Linked DNA regions of Mus musculus: region 1 is linked to region 2. The links are chromatin loops, found by intact Hi-C in ENCODE. Cell type or tissue: heart. All regions are shown on one strand. Each heading gives the region's core, and the rest is flanking DNA. Links, peaks and the distances in the headings are about the cores only. Region 1 has its middle 75 kb from the start of Atp10a. Region 2 overlaps Atp10a (ATPase, class V, type 10A).

Region 1 (15,840 bases), core at 7,407-11,406, 160 kb before region 2:
ACAAAACAAAAAAAAACACATGGTATGAACTCAGTGATTAGTGGATATTAGTCCAGAAGCTCAGAGTATCCAAGACACAAGTCACAGACCACATGAGGCTCAAGAGGAAGGAAGAGCAAAGTGTGGATACTTTGGTCCTTCCTAGAAGGGGGAACAAAATACTCATGGGAGGAGATACAGAGATAAAACGTGGAGCAGAGACTGAAGGAAACGCCACCCAGAGACTGCCGCACCTGGAGATCCATTCCCTATACAGTCACCAAACCCAGACACTATTGTGGGTGTCAACAAGAGCTTGCTGACAAGAGTCTAATATAGCTGTCTCTTAAGAGGCCCTGCCAGTGTGTGACAAATACTGCGGTGGATGCTCCTAGCCAACCAGTAGACTGAGCACAGGGTCCCCAATGGAGGAGCTAGAGAGAGGACCGAAGGAGCTGAAGGGGTTTGCTTCCCCATAGGAGGAACAACAATATGAACCAGCCAGTACCCCTAGAGTTCACAGGGACTAAATCACCAACCAAAGAGTACAAATGGAGGGACCCATGACTCCAGCCGCATATGTAGCAGAGGATGACCAAGTCGGTCATCAATGGGAGGAGAGGCCCTTGGTCCTGTGAAGACTCGATGCCACAGTGTAGGGGGAATGCCCAGACAGGTAAGCGGGAGTGGGTGAGTTGGTGAGCAGAAGGGGAGATGGGATAGGTTTTTTGTTTTTGTTTTTTTTTTTTTTTTTTTTTTTTGGAGGGTGTCTTAGTCAGGGTTTCTATTCCTGCACAAACATCATGACCAAGAAGCAAGTTGGGGAGGAAAGGGTTTATTCGGCTTACATTTCCATACTGCTGTTGATCACCAAAGGATGCAGGACTGGAACTCAAGCAGGTCAGAAAGCAGGAGCTGATGCAGAGGCCATGGAGGGATGTTCTTTACTGGCTTGCTTCACCTGGCTTGCTCAGCCTGCTCTCTTATAAAACCCAAGACTACCAGCCCAGAGATAGTCCCACCCACAAGGGGCCTTTCCCCCTTGATCACTAATTGAGAAAATGCCTTACAGTTGGATCTCATGGAGGCATTTCCTCAACTGAAGCTCCTTTCTCTGTGATAACTCCAGCTGTGTCAAGTTGACACAAAACTAGCCAGTACAGAGGGGAAATGAGGAAAGAGGGTAACGTTTAAAATGTAAATAAAGAAAATATCTAATTAAAAAAAAAAAGAGGCTCAAAAGCTACAAGAATGAGCTTTGTGGAAAACTCTATTGCTCTGGTCACAAAGCAAGCATGGGTTCCCATGTGAATAAAGAATGAATGCATTATTTAACTTGCTAGAAAGAGACCAGCAGGATGGCAAAGCTAGTTCACTGAGTTCACAGAACAAGGTCCAGATCATCTTCCAGGAAAAAGGGAGAAACATGTCCCTGAGGTTCATTTTCTAAGTAGAGACAAGCCCTGATAGTGCTCTAAGAGGCAAAGGGCCAAGGGGACAAAACAAATGCTGGGCATTGGGTGGAAATTTCCCTACTGAATACCAAAAATCCATACCTCCACTGACAATGGCAAGTTTACTGTCACCTGTAGGGTCTCAGGATCTAAAATGGCTCAGAGTTGCATAGTCTAATCCCCAGGATAGTAGCATGACAAAGTAGGGAGCGAAAGTGACTTTGCTGAAGTAATTAAGATGACTAAGTCAGTTGACTTTGAGCTCAGGTGCCTTTAATTTAATTTCAAACACCCTTAAAATAAATGTTCTCCATCTGTTAACAGAATGGAAAGTTGATGGAAGAGTAGGGGGAAGAATTCTGGGCTTTGGAGATGGAAAAACAGTACATCCAAAACCTCAGAGTAATTCAAGATTTGGGAGCATCTCAGTTTGATGGGTAGTGGGAAATGGGAGCTCAATTCTACAAACCCAATGGCCTAGAGAGCAAACAGTACCTACATGAAGAGAGCATGAGAAAAAAAGAACAAAGTGTCTCCTAGCTCCTTCGTACCCTTCCCAACTGGCTTTAAGTTCTTATGATTTCTGCTCAATCCTAATGCAGAGGGGGCTACTTCAGAGCACCCTGTCTTCAGATCAATGCTATGGTTTTCAATCATTTTTGTCAACTTAACACTCACGTACAGACAGAGCATTGCTCCTTGGCTTTGAGGGACATACTCTGTCACAATTCAGTGACTATGTGAATATCGGAAAATAGCCACGATAGTGCTAAACCCTATCACAATGGTACTAATTTAAAACAGGCATAGTAAGACAACACAGTGATGTAAATTAGAACAGTATTCTACAACAAAATGTCACAGATGCTGTCTATTTGTTCATTGTATTTATCCTTCTTATAGTAATGTAACAACTTAAGATAGCTACTAAGTGACTGGTGACACATACAGCATGGTCACACTGGTCATAACAAGAACTCATAACTGGTCTGAGATAGAGGAAGACAGCACACGATTTAACATAATAATCAGAGCACACACACGATGCTCTGATTATTATGCAACTTAAGGCTTATGAAGTGCTTATCCTAGAATTTTCCTTTTTAATATGTGTTAGATCAAAAGTGACCTCAAGCAACAGAACTATTAGAAAGTAAAACCACAAATATGGAGAAGGACTATTATATATATATTTGAGGTTAAATTTTAACAAAATACATAATAACATTTTATTAACCAAAGTGTGTCTCCTTAAAATGTGTATGCTAAAGTCCTAACCCTCAGGAACTCATAGAGGGCCTTTATTTGGAGCTAGACTATTTAAAGAAGCTAATTAAAATAAAACCATATTTATTAAATATAATCCAGTATAATATGTATCCTGAATAAAACAGGATATTGCATGCAGAGTGATGTGAACTGCCTTGTCATCTAGAGCTATAATGGTCTATGCCAGGCTCACAGGGCCTCCCTAATCCTCCCCTGGGTTCCCCTTGGGTACGACCCTGCCCTTTGATATCTAGTGACTAAGAGCTTCCTCTCCCACTGAGGCCCAACAAGGCAGTTCAGGTAGAGGAAGGGGATCCAATGGCAAGAGTCAGGGATAGCTCCCATCCCAATTGTTAGGGGACCAACAAAAAGACCAAGATGGACATCTGCTACAAATGTATAGGGGGCATATGGGGCATAGGTCCAGTCCTTGCATGCTCTTTGGTTGGTGGTTCGGTCTCTGTGATTCCCCCACCATGGACCCAGTTTAGTATAATCTTTAGGTCATCTTGAGGTGTCCTTATCCCTCTGACTTGCTCAATTCTATCCCACATTTTTCTACAAGACTCACCAAGCTGCACCACATGCTTGATTGTTAGGCTCTGAATCTGTTTTCATCCACTGCTGGATGAAACCTCTCAGGAGATCTTTATGCAAGGTTCCTGTTTGCAAGCATACCAGAGCATGATTAATAGCATCAAAAGTTGGCTCTTTCACATGGCATGTGTCCCAAATTGGGACAGTTACTGATTGGCTGTTCCCTCAATCTCTGCTTTATCCCTACACATATTGTATGCAAGACAAATTTTGAGTTGAAGGTTTCATGGGTGGGTTGATGTCTCCCTCCCTCCACTGGAGGGCACATCTGGCTGTAGGAGGTGGCCACTTAAGTCTCCATATTCCTTACTGGTAGGATTCTCAGCTATGGTTACCCTCAGAGACTCCCTGGAGCTTCTCTTGTCCCAGATCTCCAGCTAGTCCCAGAGATGTCCCCCACCGATTTCACTTCTTACTGCTAGCTCTCTCCCACCCCTATGTCTGATCTCCACCCACTCCCATCCTCCTCCTCACCCCCTCTCTCACCCAGTTCCCTCTCTCTCTCTGCATCCACCATTGATGATTATTTTGTTTCCTCTTCTGAGTGAGATTAATACCTAAATAGTATTCCATTGTGTAGATGTACCACATTTTCTTTGCTCATTCTTCAGTTAAGAGATACCTAAGTTGTTTCCAATTTCTGGCTGATTGTCAATGAGAATTAACTAAAACCCAAGTGACTGGGAATGCTTGTAAGGGATCTTTTTCCCTTTCTTTTCTTTTTTGTTCTTGTTTTTGTTTTCTTTTGTTTGTTCTTTCTTTTTTGTTTTGTTTATTTGCTTCTTTGTTTTGTTAAGACAAGGTTTCTCTGTGTGACCCTGGCTATCCTGGAACTTCCTCTAATCCACAGAGATTCACCTGCCTCTGCCTCTGCCTCTGAGTGCTGACATTAAAGGCATGTATCACCAGAACCTGGCTGGGATTTTTTTCTTAATTAAGTCATTTGAGATAAGAAGGCCCACATTTAATCCAGATCTTTTGAGGTAGGAAGACATCTTTGCTGGCAGCGTATATAAAAGACATGGAAGAAGGAAGCTTGCTGTCTTTGCCTGATGGCTCTCCGTTTTGTCACTGGGATTTGAGCCTACTTGTTTGATACTCTGTTGTATACTGGAAACCAGCTAAGACATCCAGCCTCATGAACTGAGCAACTACTGGATTCTTGGACTTTGTGTTGGTAGACAGCCATTATCAGACTAGCTCAGCCATACCCTGTAAACTATTCTGTTCCTCCAGAGAATCCTGACTAATAAACACACAAGCCAAAAAAAAAAAACAAACAAAAATAAAACTAAACAAAAAGTTCCTCTTAGGAGATGAGATACAGCTTGGGAGCAAAACTTCACTTCCCAGGTATAAGGGTTTAACCAGTCCTGGCCTGAAGCCAGACACACACATGGATTCCCCAAGTGAGAAGGGATTCTTCGTACAGACCAGAGCACTCTAATAATGTGCCAGCCATGCCTGGCCTGAAGACACTGCTGCACCATCCCTGACTTCCACCAGGCCTCTGCACTTCAAGTGTTGTGGATGGAGCTGCTCCTTTCTCTCTGCTCCTTCACTGTTTTCTCAATGTTCTGGAGTCTGGGAAATAAGATCTAGGGTCCTAAAGGTTTGATTGTCTCAATGAAGCCCAAATCTCTGCTTCTAAATTGGCCTTTGAATGCTGCATCATCTGACCTGGAGAGATAGTATCCTCACATGGTGGGAGGCAAAAGGGGAGTGAGTTAGACACAATATGAACCTCCTGATCTCAGAACCTTCATCCTATGCAAGGGAGAAGTACCTAGGCCTAAGCCCATTAGACTCTGTCTTTGAATATTATCACACTACTCCCAGAGGAGGGTCTCTCAGCCTCAACAGTTCTGTGCAGTAGCAGCTATGATAACCTCAGCTTTTAATGGAAACCTTCAACTACTCTCTTCTGGTGAATGTCACTCATTTGTGCAGTGCATGGTTTAAATGAGAAACTAGACCCCTATTGTTTACTTTGTCTAAAGATACTGCAAAAGCATGATCAATAGATAGTAATGCCAAAACTGAGAAGAAAGCAGATCTTAGGGTGCCCTATACTGAGAGCTGAGAAGGAAATTGGTCCTGGGAGACTTTGATAACAGCTGGGACAAATCCACAGCTTTGCAGCTCCTCCAGGCCCCACCCCTGCCCCTCCCTACCATACACACACAAATTCTCTTCTTATAGGACAGGGACATTAGGAACCTTCTAGTTCTAACAGTCACACCCAAGGATGCTCAGAATCCTTAATGCTCCCAAGAAGGAAATCCATACAAGAGAGCACAGAAAATGTTTGGGAATACATACGACAATGGGACTTGGGATTTTGAAGTAGAGTAGTGTATCACACAGACCCTGTCCCATACCCACACACTCTGCACCTATCCAAAGTAGGGGAAACACATCCTGAATATTGAAATAGCCTGCTGCAGAAGGGAACTGTCATGTCCTGGACTGAGTTTTCTAGGGCTCCTCTCTGCAGGTAGCAAGACAGGGAGGACTGGGTCCCAGTCCTAGTTCCATTGCTCACATGAGACCCTTGAGGCTCCAGAGAAGGGCCAGGAGAGTTAGAGAATTCTACCCATTTCTTTCCTTAAATAACAAGTTTCTTCTCCATTTCTAGCCTCCTCCTGGTCTATCAGGATACCCGCCCACCCCAAAACTAGAGCAGATAGAGGACTTGAGTATAATTCCTAGCACACACTCATGTACACACACACACACACACACACACACACACACACACACACACACACACACACACAAGCTTCTTGCAAACACCAGTATCATTCAGGGGCTGTAACATACTTCAGTGGCATCTGAAAAAAAAAAAAAAGCAAAACAAAACAAAAACCCAGCAGAACCACAGATGGCCTGGCTCTGGTCTTCCTTCTACCTGCCTTTGAGGCCCCTGCCAGGTGAGGACATCTCTTCAGTCATTCAAGTGCAAACCTGACCCTCCCAGATCCAGTCAACTCAGACCCCTCTAGGGCAAGCTTTCGCAACCTCCCCCCCTACACACACCCTTGCAATGAAAGCTGTGGGAACTATGAGTGATCCAACAACACCAGTGAAGCCAGTGCACACCTAGATCCTAAATATGCTGTTGTCTTTCAAATGCTTGGAGGGGCAGGCAATATTGTTTCATTCAAATCATGCAGGTGTACCACAATACCACTACTTTTTATTCTATTTTCCATTGACAGGAATCAGATGTGGTGAATATAACAATTCACTTGTCACAGTGGCCTGTCTTTATGGTGTGCAGGAGGAAAAACAATTGAAACTATTTCAGAAGTCTTGTTATTGGTAGAACAGGAATTTAAAGGGAGAAGCTTGAACATCAGACAAGTGTTTCAGGTTTTACAGCAAGAATATATCCTGTGTGTGTGGATGTTTGCATGTGTATGAGTATGCCTCTGTGTGAATGTTCCTGAGTGTGTGCCTGTGCATGTGTGCAAGTATTCCTGTGTGTGAATATGTGAGTGTGTGTATGTGTGTGTGAGCGAGTGAGAGAGAGAGAGAGAGAGAGAGAGAGAGAGAGAGAGAGAGAGGATGTGTGTATATGAGAATGTGTTTAAGTGTGCATGGGTATGTGAATATACATGTATGTATACATGTGTGAATGAGCATACATGTATATGTGTGTGAGTGTATATGTGTGTGTGTATGAGTGGGCATGTGTGTGAGTAGACATGTGTATTAATATATGTGTACATGTACATGAGTCTTAGAACACATGCCCATTCACATGTATACTCCAGAGGTGAAAACTAGGACCCTACAAATATTTGGAGAGTGGTCTATCCATTGAATACCACCTGGGTTGTTTTTTTAATATCTTTAATTTAAAATCACACATAAAAACAAGAGGAAAAACAGTATTAACTTAATGATGCTTTGTGATATTATATATTTTATTAAACTGGAGATTCGTGGACACCTGAGGAATCTTACATAAGAAATGTTTGCTAATGACAACACTGCTGTGCTGGCAAGAAGGCCCTCTTGGACTGGGCACTGGTGCCTCTGGTGAATGTCACTGGCTGTGAGGACTGAGTGGCTGTAGGCTTCATGCACCATCTGACTTGCCTATCTATATAGAAGCCGTTTCAAACAGAACTTTATGGCCTTAAGAAAAATGAAGGACGAGACCAAGGCCTCTTGGGAAATTAAAACTCTTTAATAGATAAAGGCTTTATAATTTCATTGCTAAATGTTCTTAATCCCCAGGAAAACTTGACAAAATATTCTCAATCTCTGTAAAACTCAGTGTTTGCCACTAAAATATATTGCTCAATAAACTCATCAGATGAAATACATACATGCCGATTCTGACATTATTATAGAAAACAAAGGGGACTCAAGAGATAGAGTTTGGGCATTAATGAATAAAGATCAACCCTGTGTAACAGTCCAATTTATTTTTAAATTTCTATATGCTGGTTCCTCCATATCACTATTAGTTACACACACACACAAACACACACTCCAAATGTATCTTGATGAAGGCTCTCTTAGAACAGAGAATAAGACACAGTCTGCAGACAGCTTCTTACTGTAGCACAGAACATTGCATTATTCTTTTTGGATGGTGTCAAGTTAAGTTTATTTTTATGATAACAAAACTGTTCATGGAAAAGTCACAAGTTATCAAGGGAAATGTTGCCGGAAGGCATGTGAACATACATTCAGAATGCCAGCGGCGTTCTTTAGGAGCTGTAACAACAGTCTGGCCTCTTCCAGAACTTCCAGAGCTAACACAGAACTCTCCTACCTCTTCTAAATCCACTGTAAATGCTGACCCAGAGAAGACTCCTTCAGCAGAAGGTGTGCTGCTGTTAGAAATAAATATAATTCCAACAGAAGGTAGGGGTGCACACCTATAATCTCAGCAGTTAAGAGGCTTGTGAGCATGAGGCCATCCTAGGCTGTGCACAACCAGCGTCTGTAGCAAAATGAGCAAATGAAGAAATCAGGTCTACTCTACTAGATATTCTATGTGAAATTTAATTTGTTTCTACATCCACATCAGAATCCTTGCAGGTCAGAGGCGGGAGTCCAAGGGATGAGGAAATGCTTGTAGGCTGAGTGCACTGTAAGTATTCGGACTGCTTCTCTGAGGCTCTCTTCCCCCTCCATATGACTCTCAGGCTGGAAAGCCAGTGTGTTGTTTCTCATGCCTATGGTTCCCTGGGATTGTAAGAACTCCAATTGGTCCACCCCAACCGCCTCCTTCTATAATGGCCCAAGTATTTGATGGCAAACTATTAGATTTAGACAGTACATGCTCACTCCTCATATACCTTTCTACCAATACAAATTTACAAGCTAGGTATGGTGAGGCATAACACTCAAGAAGCTGAAGCAGGAGAATTTCAAAACCAAGTCGGCCTAGGCACAAAACAAATTCCAAGCCAGCCTGAGCTATACAACAAGACCTTGCTTCAGAGGCAGGAGGTATTTGTTACAAGAATTTTGCCAAGACAGTCAGGAACAGTGTGTTGGCCCTGCTGCCATCTTAGCAGTAGCTTCAAAAGGACAGTTTTAGCTTAGAAAAGCATGCTTTCCTCTTTTAGTGTGACACTTCTCAGAGAACATAGTAAAATAGAACTAAATGTTTTTTATTTAAAAGAAAAAGTCGCACTTTTATTTAAGGCCTACGAGAAGGATCCAGATGAAACGCAAGTCAATGTCAGATCAAGCCACTTTATATATATATATATATATATATATATATATATATATATATATATATATATATATATTAGGTATTTTCCTCATTTACATTTCCAATGCTATCCCAAAAGTCCCCCATACACTCCCCCCCACTCCCCTACCCACTTTTTGGCCCTGGTGTTCCCCTGTACTGGGGCATATAAAGTTTGCATGTCCAATGGGCCTCTCTTTGCAGTGATGGCCGACTAGGCCATCTTTTGATACATATGCAGCTAAAGACAAGAGCTCCGGGGGTACTGGTTAGTTCATAATGTTGTTCCACCTATAGGGTTGCAGCAGATCAAGCCACTTTAATTGCTTGACTTTTCCTCACAGAGGGTTCTGTCATCAGTGGTGTGGGCTGCTCACCACTAGATGGTGCCATTGTCTACAGTGCATGCCTTGCCTCTACACTTTTTGCCTTGGGGAGGGGCGAAGGAAAAATACCGGTTCACTTTAACCTATCATCCTGTATTAAGCATTAGCAAGATGCTTCTGAGTCATGTGCTGCTTCTTCAGAGGTTTTCACCTGAAGTCAGGATCCTCTTGGGTCTTCTCCAGGCTTGGAGGAAGGTGGTGAATTAGCCTCCATCTTAAGGTAGCACAGGTACCAGGAATGCAGCAGGGTGCATCAAGAGGATTTGAAAGAAAGACTCAAATTGAAATTGTTCTGGAGAGAAGCAGTTTTGTAGAGAAGAGTTAACAATGAGCTTGACAGAGGTACTGCATCTGAAGAACATATTCCCCCATAGGAAGATGATCTTAGGGTCTAGAGCCTGGGGTATAGGTACTGGGGACTGTGATCCACAGATTCCCTAGGCTGTCTGGAAGTGTGCCATCCTTGTGCAGTGATGACATAGCACCACATGTCATGCATGTACCACTTTATCCTCTTCCAAATGAAGCAGTGAGTTGAGGCATCTTCTACCTGGTTAAATAACAATGCTGGCTTCATTCCCTACAGGTAGCTTTCTTTGTACATAGACTGAGACCTGGGGAGCAGTTGAGCAGGAACTGCAAGAAATAGATGAGGGCAGAGGTACAAGGAGAACATCACCTCCCAAGCATCACAGAGAAGGCATCTGAGCTGCATGTCCATGAAGGGGCAGGCTGCACTGGTGCCTGTGATTTCTCAAGTGTGTCAATTACTATGAAATGACTAGGGGAAATATTGACTTTGCCATTTTATTGGTGGATTCTGGGGATTGAGCCCAGGGTCTTGTATATGCCAAGCACATATGTTTTACCAGTGAGCTGCAATCCTAGTCCTACTAGCAGTGGCTTTAAAGAGAATCTCAGAACACTTGAACTACTGTCCCAAAGACTAAACTACATGGGAGCGCTTACCTAATGTTGTGCCAAAGGGTGAAAGGAAGAGGTAACAGCAATCGTTTTGGGAACTTCTCAGTTATGTGAAATTTAGGGCTTATAAATTCTCAAAGACAGCCCAGAGGCAGGATCAAGAAGCCCAGGAGCTAGGTGGCAATGGTCCAAGCACTAGGATTTGCCACAGCTTGAGAGTGAGCAATCTGGATTTCATGTATGTGACATCCCCTGCTGTACACAGGACAGTTCCCTCTTTCAGACCAAGAAACAAGAGTGTTCTATAACAGAGCTTGAGTACTTTCCTCTGGGGGTGGAGCAAAGTATGTTTCAGTTTGGCAGTCCCTGTGGGAAAAGCACAGCCACACCCTTCAGGAGAGTAGAGACAAAAAGGCAACTCTGGGGGCTCCTTCTCCTCCCTTCCATTCTCCACAGCATGCAGGCACCACTGTGATCAAATGGGCAAGGCAAGTGTTATTTTAAGAACTGAAATTCTCCAGAACCCTGAAACACTCCAAGAATGTTCAAGGAAAGCTATTTTTATCCTTTGAAGGTTAGGCTAATATTTAATCTTCTCAAAACATCTAATATATTGCATAGATAAGCCCTTCTCTAGGTTCCCAAGAGAAAACTGCATTCACAGTGCAAAGCTTTTACTTTCTAGTGACATGAAATGACATCACCAAGGTGAGTGGAGCCCCTGGGGGATGGTTTAGATCACATGCTTGCAGAGGTCCCGAGTCACTGCAGACATGGGAGGAGATCCCTTCTTCGTGCACTTTTCTCTCTGCCCCGAGACACTAAGGTAACTGAGAAAGTTTAGCATGAGTGATAGAAAGGAAGATATCACCCCTCTATAAGTCAAAGACAAATTATAAACTAAAAGGCAAAAGAGGTTTCATTTGTAAATTTTTTAAAATAATTGTATATTTTTTCTGTCGCTGAGTGAAATTTTGCTTAAGTGTAGAAAATGTTAGTGGTTCGAATTAGTCATAACTGCATGCCACATTTTTTTCTGCAAATCAGAACTGGAGACTGCTTGTCCTTTCAAAGTGGTGTGCACTGTCCACCATTCTGTTATCCTGTGTGAATGTTCACCATACAGAAGGGATATAGTAAAGAGTGGCAGATGTCCACACTTAGATCTTAGGATGCACAGAGGATGAAAGAAAAGAAATGGAAAAAGATTCCAAACATGTGGCGACAGTGACAGAATAGAGGTGGCCACACTTAGACAAGGCAGACTCAAAATCAAAACCCTTAAAATAAAGAAGAGTTTATCTTGGAAAAGTCATTTCAACAAAATAACTAATTATACACATACTAGATGTCAAAGCACCTGAAAGTATAAGGTACCATGGATAGATCTGAAGATGTTGATAACCTAATACCAATAATAATAGGCTTTAGTGCCAGGTTTTCAACAACAGACAGAACAACCAGACAGAAAGTCAATAATTACAGACTTAATTCATGTTATAAACCTAATGGCTCTAACAGGCCTATCTAAAACGTTCCACCTAGGAGCAGAATGTCCATTCCTCCCAAGTGTTTGCAGTAGTCTTCAAGGAAGAATAAATGACTGAAAAATAAGTCATCAGATCCTATATTATATCAAATAACATATCAATTATATCAAATTCCTTCTATACTACAATGAATGAGTCTATAATTTAATGCCAAAAGAAAATGAAACAATTCCTAAGACATGAATAACTAACCTTTGAAAAACCACTAGGCCAAAAAGAAAAAATCAAGACAACATTTAGAAAAAAATCTTGAATCAGATAAAAATAAAATTGTACCAAACCCTACAGGCTCAGCAAAGCAGTCATGAGAGAGATATTAAAAGCAAGAAATACTAAGTTAAAAACAATCTAAGGCTCATAACCTAACTTTATACCTCACGGAATAAAGAGAGGAGGAGGAGAGAAGGAGGAGGAAGAAGAGGAGGAGAGAGAAGGAAGAAGAAAACCAACTAGCTAAGCTGACAGAAGGAAGGAAATAAAAAAATAGAAATGAATGTGATAAAGACTAGAAAACTTACCTTAGGACTAACCAAGTGAACAAGTTTTATTTTTATCTTAAAATTCATTAGCATAATGGCATCTCTGAACAGTCTGTTGTAGTACCTTCCCTTCTTCCTCCTCCTCCTCCTCAACCAGCTGTGACCCTAGCCCTCCCATAGTCTCCCCCAGTGTCTTTTTTTGTTTCCTTACCTTTGTCCCACCACAGCCATATATTTTATTGGAAGGCTTTAGAGAGGTTTAGGTGATCACCAATACGGCTACCATAATTTGCATATTCCTGAGTCTAGCCGGATGATCCAAGGATCTCCTCCAAAAGTTAAGTCCTATATCCACTGTACAGAATGAACATATGGTACCATCAGACAAGATTTCTGCATGCTCTCATCAGCCAAGAAGAAAGATCAACTAAGATACAGTAAACAGTGTTCCTTTATGGTGGATTTGGTGAGGCCTGAAACACGGGTGCTGCCAAGTTTCTGACCTCTGTTTCTTCTGATGCTGTTGATGTTTTCTCAAGCATCAGCTCAGAGGCTGATGGCAAAGGCAGTGGAGGCCTTGGCTATAGCATCGATTCACATTTCTTGTGCATTGCATCACACTTTCATCACCTCTGATGGGTTTATGACCTCAGTATACCCACTCAGGGTCAGCTGCAGAAAAAAAATAAAATAAAATCCAGAGGGGGTGATCTTCCGAAGCAGTTTTGTAGGATTTGTAGATCACACCTTCCTTTTGTTCAGCAAAACAGAAATCTACCATTTGATCCACTTCAAACACAACATTGAAAGCCCAAAAGAAACGTAAGATATAGCTGTTTTAAGAAAGAACCTAACAGAAAGATGACCATAATCTGTCACAAATTATCTGAAGGCGTCTCTTGGAAAGAAATATGGGTATATGCTATGATGCTCTAGGATCATAGTTTCTGAGATAGAAAAGTTTCAGGTGGCGTGTCACCTTCAACTGAGGAACACAGAGGAGTAACAGGCCAAGGAACAGGTCAGGCGAGTCAGGGCGCCTTCTGTTATAACTTATGACAATCAGGTAGCAGACATGACAGAGGAGTCAATCAAGAAGAGGGTCAGATAGTGAAAAAGGGAAGTGGAAACAGATGGGTACTAAGAACCAGGGGTCAGTAGTAGAGTTTGCCTGAGCTTCTTTCTGTGTGAACCTGCCTGCTTCTGCTGATCATGTTCAATATCCACCAGAACTCAGGGATGTTTTAGTTTAGCGCCTGCAACCTATAAAGAAAGTGACCATTAATATATTAACAAGAGAGACAGCCGGCCACCTTCCTGGTGAGAGCACGGGGGTCTGCCTGGCCTGAGAGGTTTGTGGCACAGGCGCCGGCGGGAGCCTTCTTGGCTCCGGGACTCCGCGGAGGGCAGGCTGCACGGGTGACCGTGTGGAATACAGAGTGCCAGCCGTTTCTGGGACGGGCGAGAGAGTCGCAGAGCTTCTGGGCGGCGCCATCTTCAGCTCCAGACAGCCGGCCACCTTCCTGGTGAGAGCACGGGGGTCTGCCTGGCCTGAGAGGTTTGTGGCACAGGCGCCGGCGGGAGCCTTCTTGGCTCCGGGACTCCGCGGAGGGCAGGCTGCACGGGTGACCGTGTGGAATACAGAGTGCCAGCCGTTTCTGGGACGGGCGAGAGAGTCGCAGAGCTTCTGGGCGGCGCCATCTTCAGCTCCAGACAGCCGGCCACCTTCCTGGTGAGAGCACGGGGGTCTGCCTGGCCTGAGAGGTTTGTGGCACAGGCGCCGGCGGGAGCCTTCTTGGCTCCGGGACTCCGCGGAGGGCAGGCTGCACGGGTGACCGTGTGGAATACAGAGTGCCAGCCGTTTCTGGGACGGGCGAGAGAGTCACAGAGATTCTGGGGCGGCACCATCTTCAGCTCCAGACAACCAGCCACCTTCCCGGCAAGAGCCACAGAGCTTCTGAGGCGGCAACATCTTCGACTCCAGACAACTGGCCACCTTCCTGGCCAAAGCAACACAGCTTCTGGGAAAGATCCTGTTTTGGGCCTTCACCTTCAGCCAGGAGGAGGTCCAAACACCAGATAACTGTACACCTTCCCTGAGAGAGGAGAGCTTGCCTACAGAGACTGCTCTGACCACTGAAACTCAGAGAAGAGAGCTTGTCTCCCACGCCTGCTGATAGAGGGTAACAAAATCAACAGAGGAACAATCTTTTAACAAAGACAACTATAACAACTAACTCCAGAGATTGCCAGATGGCGAAAGGTAAACGTAAGAATCCTACTAACAGAAGCCAGGACCACTCACCATCATCAGAACCCAGAACGCCCACTTCGCCCAATCCAGGACACCCTAACACACCTGAAAAGGTAGACCTGGATTTAAAAGCATATCTCATGATGATGGTAGAGGACATAAAGAAGGAATTCAATAACTCACTTAAAGAAATACAGGAGAACACTGCTAAAGAGTTACAAGTCCTTAAAGAAAAACAGGAAAACACTGCTAAAGAGTTACAAGTCCTTAAAGAAAAACAGGAAAACACAACCAAACAGGTAGAAGTCCTTATAGAAAAACAGGAAAACACATCCAAACAGGTGATGGAAATGAACAAAACCATACTAGACCTAAAAAGGGAAGTAGACACAATAAAGAAAACCCAAAGTGAGGCGACGCTGGAGATAGAAACCCTAGGAAAGAAATCTGGAACCATAGATGCCAGCATCAGCAACAGAATACAAGAGATGGAAGAGAGAATCTCAGGTGCAGAAGACTCCATAGAGAACATCGGCACAACAATCAAAGAAAATGGAAAATGCAAAAAGATCCTAACTCAAAACATCCAGGAAATCCAGGACACAATGAGAAGACCAAACCTACGGATAATAGGAGTGGATGAGAATGAAGATTTTCAACTCAAAGGACCAGCAAACATCTTCAACAAAATTATTGAAGAAAACTTCCCAAATCTAAAGAAAGAGATGCCCATGAACATACAAGAAGCCTACAGAACTCCAAATAGACTGGACCAGAAAAGAAATTCCTCCCGACACATAATAATCAGAACACCAAATGCACTAAATAAAGATAGAATACTAAAAGCAGTAAGGGAAAAAGGTCAAGTAACATATAAAGGCAAGCCTATCAGAATTACACCAGATTTTTCACCAGAGACTATGAAAGCCAGAAGAGCCTGGACAGATGTTATACAGACACTAAGAGAACACAAATGCCAGCCCAGGCTACTATACCCAGCCAAACTCTCAATTACCATAGATGGAGAAACCAAAGTATTCCACGACAAAACTAAATTCACCCATTATCTCTCCACGAATCCAGCCCTTCAAAGGATAATAACAGAAAAAAACCAATACAAGGACGGGAACCACGCCCTAGAAAAAACAAGAAGATAATCCCTCAACAAACCTAAAAGAAGACAACCACAAGAACAGAATGCCAACTTTAACAACAAAAATAAC
Region 2 (15,840 bases), core at 7,043-11,042:
GTGAAATTGGTCATTCTAATTCTTAGAGCAGATTCCTTCAGCCCTGGAGTATCTATGATAGACAAATAAAGTTCAGATGACAACAGAAGGCAACATGTGCTGGATTATAAAGGGTTAACAACTTTTCTCTGGAAGCAAACTACAGAAACCACACATTCCCTCATTTCTGTTTACACCTTCACTTTCTAGCTGTGCAAACAGAGACTGAAAGGTGATGTCACAGGGATACAGATGATTGATGGCAGACTGACCAGGCAACATTTCTACCCCATTCTGAGGGTAACAGGATATTCACCTTGCTTGAAAGGACTTGCTTATGCTTTTAACCTTAGGCCTGGCTTTTTTAAGCATACAACATTCTATTCCAATTTTCTTCTGTTCCTTATTTTTATTACTATACTTATCTATTTTTTTAAGAATTTTATACATGAGTACTACTTTTATTTATTTTCCACTCCTGCTTCTCTTCCACCCACTCCTCCTGTGACCTCCTCAAATTCATGACCTCTTCTTCATTATTGTTACATGTATGTGCGTGCATGCGCGCACACACACACACACACACACACACACACACAACAAAAGCAACAAACCACTGAGTCTATTTAGTGTTGTTCCTGTGTACATGTGTTAAGGGATGATTACTTCGGATTGGATGATAACCTATCAGGGAGCTCACCATTGGAGAAAGTTGAAATTCTCTTTCAGCTGTCACTGATTGCTTGCAGCTCTTGTGGGATTTCTCCCATCTTCATCAGTACACCCACTGGTGTTGTCATGATGCATGTCTTATTTAAGCATCCATGTTTTTAAGATGTTATGGGTGCCAACTTCCTTGTCATGTCTAGGTAACACTGTTTTGCTGCCCGTATCTTAGTCTTCTGGTTTACAATATTTCCACCTCCTTTCCAATATGTCTTGAGCCTTATATGTAAAGAGTACATTGTAAATATATCAGGTGCGGCTGGCTGAACATACCACAGTCACTTATTCTGTGCAGTCTGATGAGTTATGCATTCTGTAATGGTCTCCATTTGTTCTCTGTAATGGTCACCATTTGTTGTAAAAAGAAGCTTCTTTGGTGAGGAATTAAAGCTACCCTTATCTGTAGGTTTAACAGTAAGTATTTAGAACAGTTAGAAAGTTAATTGGTTTAGAAAAGAGGCAGAAAGTTAGCCTCTAGGGCAGTGGTTCTCAACCTGTGGGTCTCAACCCCATTGAGGGAGAAGTATAAGGACCCTTTAACAGAAGTCATCATTTAAGACTATCAGAAAACATGTTTCCATTATTCTTCATAACATTAGCAAAATAATAGTTATGAAGTAGCAACAAAAACAATTTTGCTTGGGGGGGGGTCAGTATAACATGAGAAACTATATTAAAGAGATCCAGCATTAAGATGGTTGAAAAGCACTGCTCTAGGGTCTAGGATATCTCCAGCCATCAGTAGTTGATGAATGTCAAGAAACACACACACATATTCTCTCTTGTAATTGCTCTCTGAACTTTCCTTGGGTTGACAGTTTTCAGTTAGTTGAATCTTGGTGTGCCTGGCTAACAGAAGAGCTGGTTGTCATTCCTCTGGAGTGACTATGATTTATGATGTGTGACCACATCCCAGCTCATGCTTCACAGCTGTACACTGTCAAGTCCCTTTGTTTATGTGTCATTTCACCCTCTGGTGAACCACACTTCCTTTCATGACATAATTCTTTCTCAGGAGTGGACATTGTAAACCTATGTGATGGGCATATTTCTTGTTTACTGCTTGGTATATATAGACTATGGAGCTGCCTGGGAGAGAGAAGAGGGGAAAAGAAGAAAGGAGAAAATGGAATAAGAGGAAAAGGGAGCAGAGAGGAAGGGCTGGAGGGCCCTAGCCTTGGTGTAGGAGTTAGAGATGACATGTGTTGGTTTTATGGCTGTGTAATAAAAGTCACACATATAAGCCGCTAAACACCATACAAACATGATCTCATCACACTTTCTATGGCCAGCAGGGATTAGCTGTATTGTCTGCTCCGAGTCTTGCCAGCTGTCCTCATATAGGAGGTTCCAAGGTGTACTGGCTAGTTTTGTGTCAACTTGACACAGCTGGAGTTATCGCAGAGAAAGGAGCTTCAGTTGAGGAAATGCCTCCATGAGATCCAACTGTAAGGCATTTTCTCAATTAGTGATCAAGGGGGAAAGGCCCCTTGTGGGTGGGACCATCTCTGGGCTGGTAGTCTTGGTTCTATAAGAAAGCAGGCTGAGCAAGCCAGGAGAGGCAAGCCAGTAAAGAACATCCCTCCGTGGCTTCTGTATCAGCTCCTGCTCCCTGACCTGTTTGAGTTCCAGTCCTGACTTCCTTTGGTGATGAACAGTAGCATGGAAGTGTAAGCCGAATAAACCCTTTCCTCCCCAACTTGCTTCTTGGTCATGATGTTTGTGCAGGAATAGAAACCCTGACTAAGACACAAGGCTTCTGCATTTAGAAAGTTTTCTTGTCCACCTCTTCCCATTGGGTAGGTCTGGGCTGTAATTAGACAGACCCCACAAAAAATTACAAGGAAATTTAATGCCCATTGTAAGGGACTAAAAGGTGGGACACTGATCAATTAATTCTCTTACCAAAAAAGGATGGAGTGATGGGTGATGGAGTGTCACTTCTATGTGCTGTCTCATAGCTACCCATTTCTGGGTAGGGTGGGGACGGGCACAGGGAATCTTAGTGTGATTAGTGGGCCATACAGTTCCCTAGGCTAAACATAGTAAGTCTATATATCATTACACTGGACATAAATGGAAGCATGTATTGTTGTATGGGGTGTATGATCAACTACATGGGCTTGATTGGTACAGCCCACAGGATGCTCTCTAGTGATTGTGTCTCTCTTTGTGTTTATATTCGAGGATAGAAGCTACATTTAAATCTTACTTTATAATGGCCATTGCTGCACTTTGTGCATCATTGGTTTGGTGGATCTTGAAGTAGTAAAACATAAGAAAATAGAGGTGTAAAATGGAGGAAGAGCCAGGAGTGGTGGTGTGTACCTGCAGTTCCAGCTACTTTAGTTTCTGCGGTAGGGTCATTTGAGTCCAGAAGTTTGAGGCCAGCTTGGGCAACAAAGCCTCTGTATCAAGAGACCGTGACCCAGACTGAGACAGATGAGAGGAGAGAGACAGGGAAGGGAAACACAAGAATCCGAAGGCGGCACCTGTAGCCCTTGAAGTTCGTGGGGATTTCCTCAAATCCAGTGTGGAATTTAAGACAGTTGGATATATTCACAGCCAGCTCCTTACACTGTATACAAAACATCCAAGAAACAGTTAAAAGTGACATTTGTGTTGGATTAGAAGTTTGCTTTTCCCAGTGGTCATATGGATGACATAGTGAGCACATTCTGAAGGCTACAGAGGTTGGTAACTGTAGTTGGTGTCATGGGTTTCTTCTTGATTCAGTGGGGAGAATGGACCTGGCCTCATGTCCATTTTTGCAGACCAGATCCTGAATTGTGGCTTTGCTCAGAGATCACTCCCCCCCCCCCCCCCCCGCAAGAGCTCTAAGACAACCCAATGTCTTGTTAAACAGGTGCAATATAATTCTAGTTTAAAGTTTTTTAAATGATGTTCTTTTTAGTTCTTGTAAATAAACATAACATAAAGATTGCCAGTACAGTTAAGTTACATTTTGAAATAAAGAAAAATGGCATATGACAAAAATCTGCCATTGTGACCATTTTAAATGTATACATTGGTAGCATTAATGAAGCTGTGCAGGGCAACCATCATCACTATTTTCATAACTTTGCCATCACCAGGTAGCAACTATATCAATGAAGAAATATTTTTGTCCTCCCCCAGTCTTTTCTTTATTAAATATTTTCTTCATTTACATTTCAAATGCTATCCCAAAAGTCCCCTATACCCTCCCCCCACCCTGCTCCCCTACCCACCCACTCCCACTTCTTGGCCCTGGCATCCCCCTGTACTGGGGCATATAAAGTTTGCAAGACCAAGGGGCCTCTCTTCCCAATGATGGCTGACTAGTCCATCTTCTGCCACATATGCAGCTAGAGACATGAGCTCTGGGGGATACTGATTAGTTCATATTGTTGTTCCACTTATAGGGTTGCAGACCCCTTCAGCTCCTTGGTCCCCCAGTCTTTGGTAACTCTTTTGTCCTCTGTACATATGCCTGCTTGAAGTCCCTTATGAGTGGAGGGATGAGATAGTCCTTTTGAGAATCATTACTTCACTAGCACAACATCTTCAAGGTTCACCTGCATTCTAGCTTTCTTTGGGTAATATTCCTCTGTATGTGCACTGTATTTGTCTGCCTGTTCATCAGTGGGAGGATGGGTTGATTCTACATGTTGGCTGTTGTCATACCACAATGAACACAGGTGATCTGTAGGAATCTTTGCTTTCTCTTCTTTGGGGTACAGGACTGGGCATAGTCATTTTGACTACTTTCAAGTGAAGAAGCACATGGCATATATGGTACCCACAGTGTTGAACTCCCACATCATTGTCTCTAGCTCCTGAACATTTTGTCAACCCAAAAGCACCCTCCTCGATCATTAAGCAGTCACTCTTCATCTCCCTCCTTCCAGCACAGTAGCTTTCCACAATCAGTCCCTATAGTTCTGTCTATTCTGGCCAATTCCAACAGTGATGCACAGTTATAGCTTTCATCTTGTTTTTTTTTTTTTTTCTTTAAATAACTTTTTATAGTGAAAAAAGTAGAAAAAATTTAAATGACTCTCAAGTACTCATTGGCCAAATTCAGCATAGTTGGATTTTGTCAACCATGTTAATCGAAGTCTCTCACTAGGGAAGAAAAGAAGTATGTGAATCGATACTGGAAAGAAATCCGAGTGGGCGACTTTGTCCGTCTTTGCTGCAATGAAATCATACCTGCGGACATTTTGCTGCTGTCATCCAGTGACCCTGACGGGTTGTGCCACATCGAGACTGCTAACCTGGATGGAGAGACCAACCTGAAGCGGCGCCAAGTGGTCCGTGGCTTCTCGGAGCTTGTAAGTGGTCTGCATTCTCAGAGCACCACAGGCATCTGTCTCGTCTGAAAGCCTCTGTTATTGGGCTGGACCAATTTTCCTAGTAACTCAGAGTCTGATAGCCCTTCTTCATGCCTAAGCCCATGCTTAACCTGTTCCTGTGTGGATTGGGCTTTTTCCGACTGTGATTTCCAGTGTACACTTAATGAGTTTCTCAGAATGATATTTAGTCTTTGAAGAATTCTGAGGGGACATTCTGAAACAGTCAGCGTTTACTGAGTCCTTGTTCTAGGTCACCAAATGGCAGCATAGCAGAATCACGACCTGTTCTTACGTAGGTTGGGAACATTATCTCTTCAAAGGACCTGTTCAGTTCAGCCTCGGGGCTTCCAAAGTTGAGCTCTGCCTCTGATGTGTTAAACAACAGCTAAGAATGGGGTTGAGTGGGGAATAGGAATGGGAGGTTTTACCCACAAACAAGCTAAAAAATCCCAAAGGGGTTTTGCCATGCATGTTCTTAATAAGGGTTGCCCCTTCTAAGCCTATGCAGGGACATCCAGTGCTAACACTGAATGAAATCATGAGACACAAGTCCCCAGACACCGGAACTGTCTAAAAGGAAGTGAGGAAACCTCCTCCTGACCATACCTACTCTGTCTCACATTGCCTGTCTGAGTCAGTCCTTCAGGTCTGGCCATTGCATGTACTGAGGACGCTTTGAAAAGTAGTCGAAGGAAGTGAGTACTGCATTCAAAGAAGATGTCATTGGAGATTCCTTCTGCCACATGGCGTCATCCTACCCACTTGCCTAGGAGATGTGGTTTAGAAGCATAGTCCATGGGGCCTGGTTTTAGCAACTGGCCTTGTTTGATAGTTTATGGATCTGAAGGAAGGTGGAGCAGTCATTGTGGATGAAGTGATTCCTTGATCAGGATTGCTGAGGGTCTAGGAGCCCTGCCTCCCACTCTTGCAATATCTTGCAGTTTATTTCATTCACCATCGCTGGCAGAGATGCCACTTCACACTCTGAGAAGAAGGCCTCAAAGAGAGATTAATGCTGAGACCTGTGGCAGGAGTGTTTGAGCCAGCTGCCTCCATGGATGTCACTTTATTACAAGTCTTTGCCTTGGTGTCCTGCTCTTTCCTGTTTCCATCACAATTTTCCCGCTTAAGACTAAGAAACAAAAACAACAAAAAACCTCTTTGATTGTCTACCAAATATATTTTGTGAAACCATAGACATAAAATTTCAAAATTACTGTATTGTAATGGTGCATGTTTATAATCAGGGCTGATGGAAACTGAGGCAGGAGAGGGACAGCTCAAAGCGCAGATGGGCTATGTAAGAAGACATCATTGAAAACAAAATAACCATGAGAAACTTAATGTATATGTATAAACATATATAGAGTACTACATATATACATATATGTACACCCCCTACATATACATACACATATACATACCAGACAAAAGTACACATTCATTTGTTTAAGTGGAACACTTTTATCCAGGGACAGGAAGTCTACCAAACCTGTTTGTTAGGGGCTCTTCCATGCAATTTCTGACCTTGCCTGATAATTATGCTTTCTGATGGTAGTTGTGTGAGACCACGTGCAGGGCAGTGTGTTAAGTCTTAGCAGTAAGCCAGGCTTATGCCTATTAGCCTGGGCCTACCTGGCTTCTCTGTCCTAGAACATGAAACTCCTGCCTTCTCTTCAGGAGACAAGTAGATGATGTGTGGGGAGATAACACTGTGCAGCAATGACAGTTGCAAAGGACACAAGTCCCCTTCCAGTTTTCAGTGTCTCACCAGGAGGAAGGAAGAGGTGGGGCCCGGTACAACGAGCAGCACAGAAGTAGTGCAGTGTGTAGAGGATGAGGCAGACCTAAGTGAGCACGTGTGAGTATCTGAAATTGAGGGAAAGATGATGATATGTAGAGCCAAGAGTATAGTGGCCATGTTTAGCATGGTGGTAGGGATGGACACGGACTGACTCCTTAGCTAACTCCAAAGAACTTAATCATTTCATGTCTTTTATTCTTCAACTTCTGAACTCTTCTAAACCCCTCTTATTTCTCAAGCAGCAACTGTGACACTTTGTAGCTTCATCATGTTTCCTATAAACAAGTCAGATGTAAGTGGGATGCTTAAGATTCAAAGTTGGTATGATGGGTAATCTTTTTAATTTGATGGGCTAGGGAATCTCCATGGAAACAAATCTTTGAGATGTCTGTGAGGGATTATGTGGTTCACTGAAGTGAGAGACCCAGCTTAGCTGTGGGTAATACCATCCCTGGCCTGGGATTCTGGACTGACTAGAAAGGAGACAGCAAGCCCAGCACAAGCATCCCTCATGCTCCACTTCCTGACTCTGGATGTCGTGTGTGTGTGACTAAGCTGCTTCATGTATCTGCTGCCATGATGGCCATGACTGCCATGGTAGACTGTATCTGTAGAAGGGCAGAGATAAACCCTCAAGCTGCTGTCTGTCATGTGCCTGTCACAGCAGGAAAAGTAACTAATACAGAAGGTTGTTCTCTATCACCCTCTAGGGAGACTTGAGGAAGCAAATAGAACTGAGTCATAATCTAGTCAAATTAGGTCACACTAACAATTTAGGGAACTCTGACTTCTTATTAATGGTTTCTTGGACAGCAGCAAAATTCTTCAAGATGTATACACATTTTGGTTTTCATATTGATGTATTTTTTTCATTTTCATGATTAATATTGACATACTATAATTCTGAAATTTATGTATTTATTTCCTTTATTGAAAGTAAAAAGCCATAAGTCTTTGGTTCTAAATGTCCAACAACTGACAAGACAAGTGTCTCATAGCAGCATTACAATGCAAGTTCTCTGTATTTAAGTGTTTGTTTTTGCTTGCTTGTTTCTTTTGTTTTTAAGCCATAGAAAGATGAAGAATGAACCCAATCTTGATTTATATAAGAGTCACAGAAATATTTTACCCATTTGATAGATAGTAAATTGGAAGGAGTAGACTGCAGGAAAACTTAAATTAGAAGGGATTTTTATGTCTGTATTTCTTTAATAACCAATGACCTTGCCATTTCCACAGGGGAGGAGTGTGTCATCAGAGTCCAGTCAGGAGACAAGTCACACATGATTGCACCAGAGAAAGTCTATCAAGGACTTTTATGTGTTCTTGTGGTGGTAGTAATGGAGCACAGGATGCCTGTCTCACTGGCCAGGTATTCTGCTGTTGAAGCGAAAACTGCAGTGCCACACAGGAAGCAAATGTAATCTGGGATAAGGCTGATGGGTAGAGGAGTGGCTGTTGCAAGCATCAGGTCTAAGACAAAACACAGCCTTCTCTACTCAGGGCACTTCCATAGCCTATGGTGGTGGGGAGGGCTAATGAGGAACTGTAATTTTGGAACTCACTGGAAATGTACCACAGAGGATCATAGAGAGCTGCCAAGCTTGGATACCACGGGACCCTCTGATCACTGGCCACTGGGGAGGCTACACTATGTGTTCTTGAGGTGGACAGCCCTGGCAGCTGCAGTGAGCCATAATCAAGACAGGCAGATGCTTTCTAGACATTTGTGCCACGGAGCCCTAGCCTTTGAGCCTAGCTCAGAGAAGTTTTTCAGTTTTATTATCCTGAAATAAATCATGGAGAAAGTGACTAGTGACTTGAAGTGGCCCAAACAATGTCTTTCTCCACTTCCCCTACTCCTGAAACTTGGATTTAGTCATTTACTCCTCCACCTCCCACCAGTGCCCTCTACTGACAATGTAGAATTTAGCATCTCTCTTACACTGTCATTCATGTAAGATGAAGTGTTCATCTGTTGAGAGACTAACAAAGAGGTCTACCCGCTGATGCTTCTGTTAGGGCCTAATACTGGAGAAAGTAGCCATCTTCAGCAGTCAAGGATGTTTCTAGAAAGAGGACCTTGAACATAATCTGAATGTTAGAAGGAATATTAAGACACTAGCTCTCTGTGGCAGTCACACAGACCTACACACACCCTGAAGTGGAAATGTGTTTGTTCAGTGACGATGACTGAATAAAACTGAACATGGTCGAGGGGCTATAGAATGGGTAGGAGGTGATGGTCATGCCCCACTCAGACCTAATATATGGGTGAGGGTCCAGACTGGGCAGATGGCTCCATCATCAAGCTCTGTCAAAGGAAACTTAAGAGTTTTTGACTTAAAGAGAAATGTTTCATTTAAAACTTGGAATTTAATGATAGCATCCAAGAATTCAGAAAGGAATTCCAGTGTGAAAAATTACATTCCTATTTGCGCATCACATTTGTTATGGTCTCTTATAATGCCTTTGCCGTTGAGATCCAGTAAACACTATTTTTAAAATTTTTCATGCTCTAAAACAATGAATTCTATGAAATAATGATCATCTCATTGTGTTACCAGTGTGAAATAAATAAGGCAAATGCAGATACTCTACCTACCATATTTAAAACTGCTGGTCCAGGTGGAGCTGGAACAAGCAGGTACTGTCTGAACCATCAGGGAGGGGTCAGAAGCATTCAGGATTTCTCTGGGTTTTCCAACCATTCACACAGACCTGCAGGCCTAGCCTGAAGCTGTGTCAATTCCACTGAAGCCCAGGGAAGAAGTTCTAGCTCACCAGTAATAGTTGTATGCACAGCTCTGCAGAATAAGGTATTCTCTAAGCATTACAAGTCATATACAACTTTGCAGATGTTAACACAATTCAACAAATATTTATAGAGCATCTGTTAAGCATCAAAGGTGCATTAATCAAAACTAGAAGCATTTTCTTCTGGCATTCGTATTATCTATGTAAGGAAGTGAATGGGGTGGAAGGTGGAAATAAAACAGAAGTAGAGTCATGAAACTTGGGGGTGGGGGTGGGGGTGGGTTGGAATTTCAGATGATGGTGGGAAGAGGAGGGCAGGCCAGTCCAGAGGCTGCCTCTGTTGGAGAAGAGCCCTCTATGAGTGGTTTCTTTGTCAGTTGATTTACTAAAGCTATGTGTTCTGATGGTTTTTCTTAAGTGGATCTGCTGTCCCACTTGATAATAAGTTTCTGTTTATAAGTGGGTGTGATTGTATATGTTTTTACGTGTGTCTGTACACAAGAATGTGTGTACAGAAGTATGCACAAATATTTGCAGTACTTTTGTATTGTAGTATTAGAGAAGAGATCTGGTTATGTAGCTCAGGTTAACTTCAGGCTTGTGACCTTCCTGCGTTAGCTTCATTAAATGCTGAAATTACAGGCATGTGTTAGCACACCTGACTTGTATTACTTTTAAATTTACAGAATGGTAAATAATCTTTTCTGCACCGATAACGTGTTCTAGAAACAGTGGGTCTCTCAGATAATGATCTGAGGAACAGGGCCTGCAGTCTTGTCGTTGACACGCCTGCGGATGCAGGCTGTAGGTCAGTGTGCTCAGATTCTCCATCCACTGCAGAGTGGACTTAAGAACACTCTGCTCTTTGTTGAAGGGGCCCTTTCTGCTGTCATCTGTCTCTCAGTTGTTTTGTGAGCAAAGTGTCCTATGGGCAGAAACTTCTCCATGCCCATAGAACATAGCTGGGACCAGCTCACTGCATTTTACTTATAGCCATTGTTTCTGAGGTCTACAGGTGTACCTCTGCATTTCTCCACATGGTTTGTTTAGTTTGCATGTGGCCTCCAAGAGAAAAGCTATGTTTCAGTTCTCACTGTGGTGAGAGCGTGTCTTGGAGTGTCACCCATCCACAGGTAGATAGAGGAGGTGGAAGCTGTGAGATGGGGATGCAAAGCAGACCTTACAAGGCATGAAATTGACTTCAAGAAAAGCTGTCACCTACGCAGGTGTGGATGGAATTGTGCTATCTGACAGGATCAATCTGGGATTCAATAGTGAGATGAATTCAGAGCCTTCCACTTTATTTATGCTAATGAATGACTCATGTGCTGCAGAGTGACTTAAGGGCCCCTTGAGAATCTTAACTAATCTGAGACTGGGACAAATCTAAACTTCTCTAGCCCGTCAGATTCAGTAAAGCAATTTTTAGTCACTCATACTAAAGTGTATGTGTCAGAATGCCTTACTCCCCACTGTTCCTCACCTACTAAAGGCCAAGAAATGTGGGTGTCACTGACTGATGAGAAGTGGCCTCCCCTAAGCTCCAAAGTCAGTTACATGGAAATATCAGAGGAAAGGTTCATAGGTCTGGAATTGGCCCAGAGCCCTTTAAAGATATTCTCTCTGTGTCTTTGTCTTTGTCTCTGTCTCTGTCTCTCTATCTCTGTCTGTCTCTCCATCTCCGTCTCCGTCTCTGTCTCTGTCTCTCTCCTTCACTAGTGGACACTTAGGGTGTATGAAGCCCTGAGATCAACAACCAGTAATTCAATATGCTTCCCACTTCCACTCCAAAGATTCAACTAAGTGAAAATGTCGAATTTAAACTTTGTCTTCGAGTTAAAAGAACAAATAGTTCTTGTTTACCTGGCGTGACTGACTTTCATCAGTGGCACCTGTCATGGGCTGAAAGTAAGCTTTTCATTGTGTGGAGAGAAAGGCTAACTTAGGTCAACTTCAAAGGCTTACACATCTACGTTTGTTTTGGACAAAACATCAAATGGTTGGTTGGTTTGCTCATCCGGCCTTTATCAAGTACGAGGAGCCTTGACCACCAAGCAGGAAATTCTCCAGAGTAGACTCTGAAGCCTGTGTTTTTTCCTTGGCTCAGGAGATCCTATGTACTGTGGACTGTTGTCATTTCCCTTAGAAAGGCTGGAACGGGATTTTTCAGGGTCAGAGTCTAAGACTGTTAAAGCATCAGAAATCAAAGCCCCCCCCCCCCTTTTGGTGGAGGGGGTGGGAAAGAGAATCTGGAGTTCTCGCTCATCCTCAGCCCCATAGTGAATTTGAGGCTAGCCTGGGCTCCTTGTCTTTCACTGAAACACATGATTAAGATAACCAAATAGGCTTATTTGATTTATCATTTAGGAGGAGTCAGTTCATGAGCTATTGGTTGAGTAGATGCAGTAGGAGCACAGACTGAACAAACTCACTCACACATGGCCAGAAAGAGAAGAGGGAGAGGAAGGGGTCAGTGGTCCCATTGTTCCCCAGTGACTTCTCCCAACTGGCCCAATGTCTTATAGATTCTATCAGGTTCCAATGGCATCACTGTAACATCTAGGGGATACGTACAGTCTACACTGTGACATTTTCTGATAAAGTGGCAAGATACCTTCACCCTTTAGCAGTGCCAGCTATACTCCCTTCACCCACTGGGTGCTGCACCCTTTCCCAGGTGTGCACTGACATTTTAATTTTTTACTTATACTGAAAATACAATACATTTCATACAATATATCCAGATTATGGCTTTACTTCCGCCTACGTCTCCCAGTTCCTCCCTATCTTTCCTCCCACCCAGACTCAGACCCTCGCAGATCCTTGGTAGAAAACAAACAAGCATATAAAGAACAATAACAAAATACAATAAGCTAAAACAAAGCAAACCAGTAGGGATAGCACAAAACGGGGGAAAAAAGACCCAAAGAAAAAGCACAAGAGGATGCAGAGGCACAGGTTTGCATACACGCAATCCCATGGAGACATAAAGTGGGAAGCCAAAACTATATATGCAAAGGACCTATAAAGGTTTTTTTGTTGTTGTTGTTGTTGGTTATTTTATTTTATTTTTTAAAAAGATGCTCTGACTCAACATTATGAGACAAAGACCCTCCCCAAATGCCACTGAACTCATTTTTGTTGGCTGTCTACTTCTGAGCATGGGGCCTGCCCTTAAGAGTGTTTTGTTTCTTCAGTGAGACTCCCTTTGAGAAAAACTAATTTTTTTCAAATAGTTGGAGATAGATTTTGGGTCAGTAATGTGTACATTTCTCTTTTCAGCTCTGGGAGCCCACCTGGTGCGGACCCATGCAGGCCCTGTGCACGCTGCCGCAGTCTCTGAGTTTTTATGCGCATCTCTTGTGCTGTGCTTGGAAGGCCATATTTCCTTGTTCTCCATTCACTTTGGCTCACACACTTTCCACCTCCTCTTCCACCAAGTTCCATGAGCCTTGAGATTTGTTGTTGAGGGATTTGTTGGAGGCATCCCATTTATTGTGGAGGATTTCAAGGTCTCTTATTCTCTGCATATTTTCTGGCTCTGGGTTTCTGTATTCATTCCCATTTGCTAAAGGAGAAAGCGTCTCTGATGGCTGAGCAAGGCACTGATCTTACTCATAGATTCCCATGGGACTCTATTAACCAGCAACTCAATTAGATGTAGCCAAGTCCAGACTGGGAACTTTCTTTGGTAATGAGACATGTTCAGTTGGACTCTCTCCCGCCTATTATTTGGTGATATCATTTAAATCTCCATTATATATTTATATACAGTAGGAAGCTTCTACTATATTAGGATTCTCTATGAGCCCTCACATGGCCCTTAGTTTTAGCATCCCTCTCTGTATTTCCTCTCTTGCTCTCTCTTTCCTCCTTCCCCCATTTGATCTTCCCATTTCACTCCCCCATCTACAAGTCCATCCTTAACTATCTATTCTTATTCCTAGGAAGATACAGCCTTCCTCTCTACCTCCTTACTCTGTACCTAGCCTCAGTGATTATATGGTTTGTAATTTATCAATGACTTAACAACTAGCATCCACATATAGGAGGATGCATACTATATTTGTCTTTCTGGGTCTAGGTTAGCTCACTCAGGATGATTTTTCTAGTAACATGTATTTACCCATGAATTTCATGATTTCATTTTTAAACAGTGAGTGTAATAGTCCCTTGTGTAAATGTATCTCATTTTCTTTATCCTTTCATCTATTGATGGACATCTAGTTTTCTTCTAGTTTCTAGCTATTATGAGGAGAGCCACAAAAAAACAAAACAAAACAAAAAGTTAAAAAAAAAAAAAAAACAAAAACCAAAAGGAAACCATGGTTGAGCAAGTGTTTTTTGCAACAGAATGAAAGTTCCTTTGAGTATATACTCAAGAGTAGTATGGCTGGATCTTGAGGTAAACCCTTTCCCAGCTTCCAGAGGAACCTCCAGCCTGAGTTCCCTAGTTGCTGTACAAGTTTGGATGAATACTCTCCTTACTCTACATTGCTGCCTGCATGACTTGCTATTTCTTATATTGATCTTGGCCATTCTGTCTGATGTGAGATGAAATCTCAAAAGTGTTTTGATTTACACTTCCCTGATGACCAACGATGTTAACCATTTCTTTAAGGGTTTCTCAGTCATTTGAATTTCTCCTTTTGAGATTTCTGTTTAGATCTATACACTATTTTTAAATTTGGTTGTTTTCTTGATGTTCAGGTTTTTTTTTTTTTGAGTTCTTTATATATTTTGGATATTGATCCTCTGTAGAAGGTGGAGTTGGTAAAAAATGTGTAGCCTGTACCTTTGAATGGTGGTGTCCTTTGGTGTACGTAGCTTTTTAGTTTCACTAACACATTAACTGTTGATCTGAGTACATATGCGAATGGAATTCTGTTCAGGAAGTCTTTTCTTGTGCTAATGACTTCAAGACTATTGTACATTTTGGTCCTCTGGAACCTAAGTGCTGCCAACTCTTTCAACATAGACTAAGCAACATAGAAACTCACCCGTTAAGTCTTAACAGAAAATGTCCAGCGGAATGGAGGAGAAAGGCAGCTTGTGTCTTGCCAAGAGAAAGTGATGCCTCATATGAAGGTATGAATGATACTCTTGGCTCATATCCCAGCTTCTAGACCGCAGGGCCCAGCACTGCTCAGTCATCTCTGCTCATTTTCACTTTCGGTCTGGAGGAGCTAGGAGTAGAGACACCTGCTGACGTGTTTCAGCTGCCAGATCTAAGGGTTTTTACAGCTCTAGTTATGGGCAGCATAGCTGAGGTCTCCTACACACATATTTTAGACTACTAAAATCAAGAATTACACATTCTGGAACTTAAACCTGAATTTATTTTCTCAGTCCTGGAGACTGGACGTTAGGGGTCAAGGTAGGGTTGGCTAGGGCTTGGTAGGGTTGGCTCCATCTGAGCTGCTCTCTTCAGTTTGTGGGTAGCCATTTCTTTAGTCTTCACTGGTTCTTTCCTCTGTGACCTCATCTCCTGTCTTTATAAGGAGACAGTCACAATGGGTCAGGGCCTACTCTAACACTCCATTTTAACTCACATCTTCAAAGGCTTGTTCCATGTATACAGTCATATTTGGTAGTTCTGCATAGGACTTTGAAAGAGGCACAATTCAACCATCAGTGTATTTTCAGAGGGAACTTTACTCCATGTGCAGTGTCAGTCACATTGGTCATCTCCATGAGCTCATTCAAGCTCACTCTGCTCCCAGAGGTGGAAAGTGCCTTTTCTTGATGAATTTCCGGCCGGAAAAATCAGCAATAGTAGAAGAGAACCTTGGCTCAGTAATATATGGCTCCATTCTTCCAGAAAGCTGACTGTCTGTGTATTAATGTGCTAATTACTAAAATCTGGGAATGACAGGGCATCATAAGGAGCCAGAATCTGTGATGGAACAATATTCAGAACTTGTGCTACATGGATTTATTTGTTTGTTTGTTTTTAGAGATGTGTTAAATGTCAAGCTATTAGTTGCCAAGACAGAAGAATCTTTTTCCTCAAGTTTTTTGTTTTTTTTTTTTCTTTTTTTTTTTTTTCTGTAGAAATAGTGAAAGAACACCTTTCAACCCCTGGCTAGAATATACTTTTTATTATAGGATTTCCTTGAGGGAAGACTAATTTCCACTGGAAGAGATATCTTGTGTTTCCCAAGTTGGTGTTTGTTTTACATTACAAAAAGAGCCGGGCCTTGGTTTGCTTTGTTCCCACAGTTAATGAAAAAATAG

What was found. Hi-C counts contacts between places; a loop is a spot of excess contacts. Peaks named below come from ENCODE experiments on the same cell type or tissue, not always from the same donor. Only the 100,000 strongest peaks of a DNase experiment are listed, where the experiment ranks them.
Region 1: it touches region 2 in a loop (4-fold over the local background); 19 of 42 quality-filtered maps call a loop at or near these places.

The regions. Positions count from the first base shown.
Region 1 is chr7:58,575,023-58,590,862 of GRCm38, forward strand. No RefSeq gene overlaps it. Among named protein-coding and RNA genes, the nearest start is that of Atp10a, 75 kb to the right of the region's middle. In heart, for the core only: a CTCF peak has its summit at 9,418 (motif pointing right); no DNase peak of the experiment used is centred there; H3K27ac peaks cover 439 bases.
Region 2 is chr7:58,735,376-58,751,215 of GRCm38, forward strand. Atp10a (ATPase, class V, type 10A) reads left to right here. Exons shown (of 21, transcript NM_009728.2): 2 at 4,817-5,021. Among named protein-coding and RNA genes, the nearest start is that of Gm39019, 12 kb to the left of the region's middle. In heart, for the core only: a CTCF peak has its summit at 8,768 (motif pointing left); no DNase peak of the experiment used is centred there.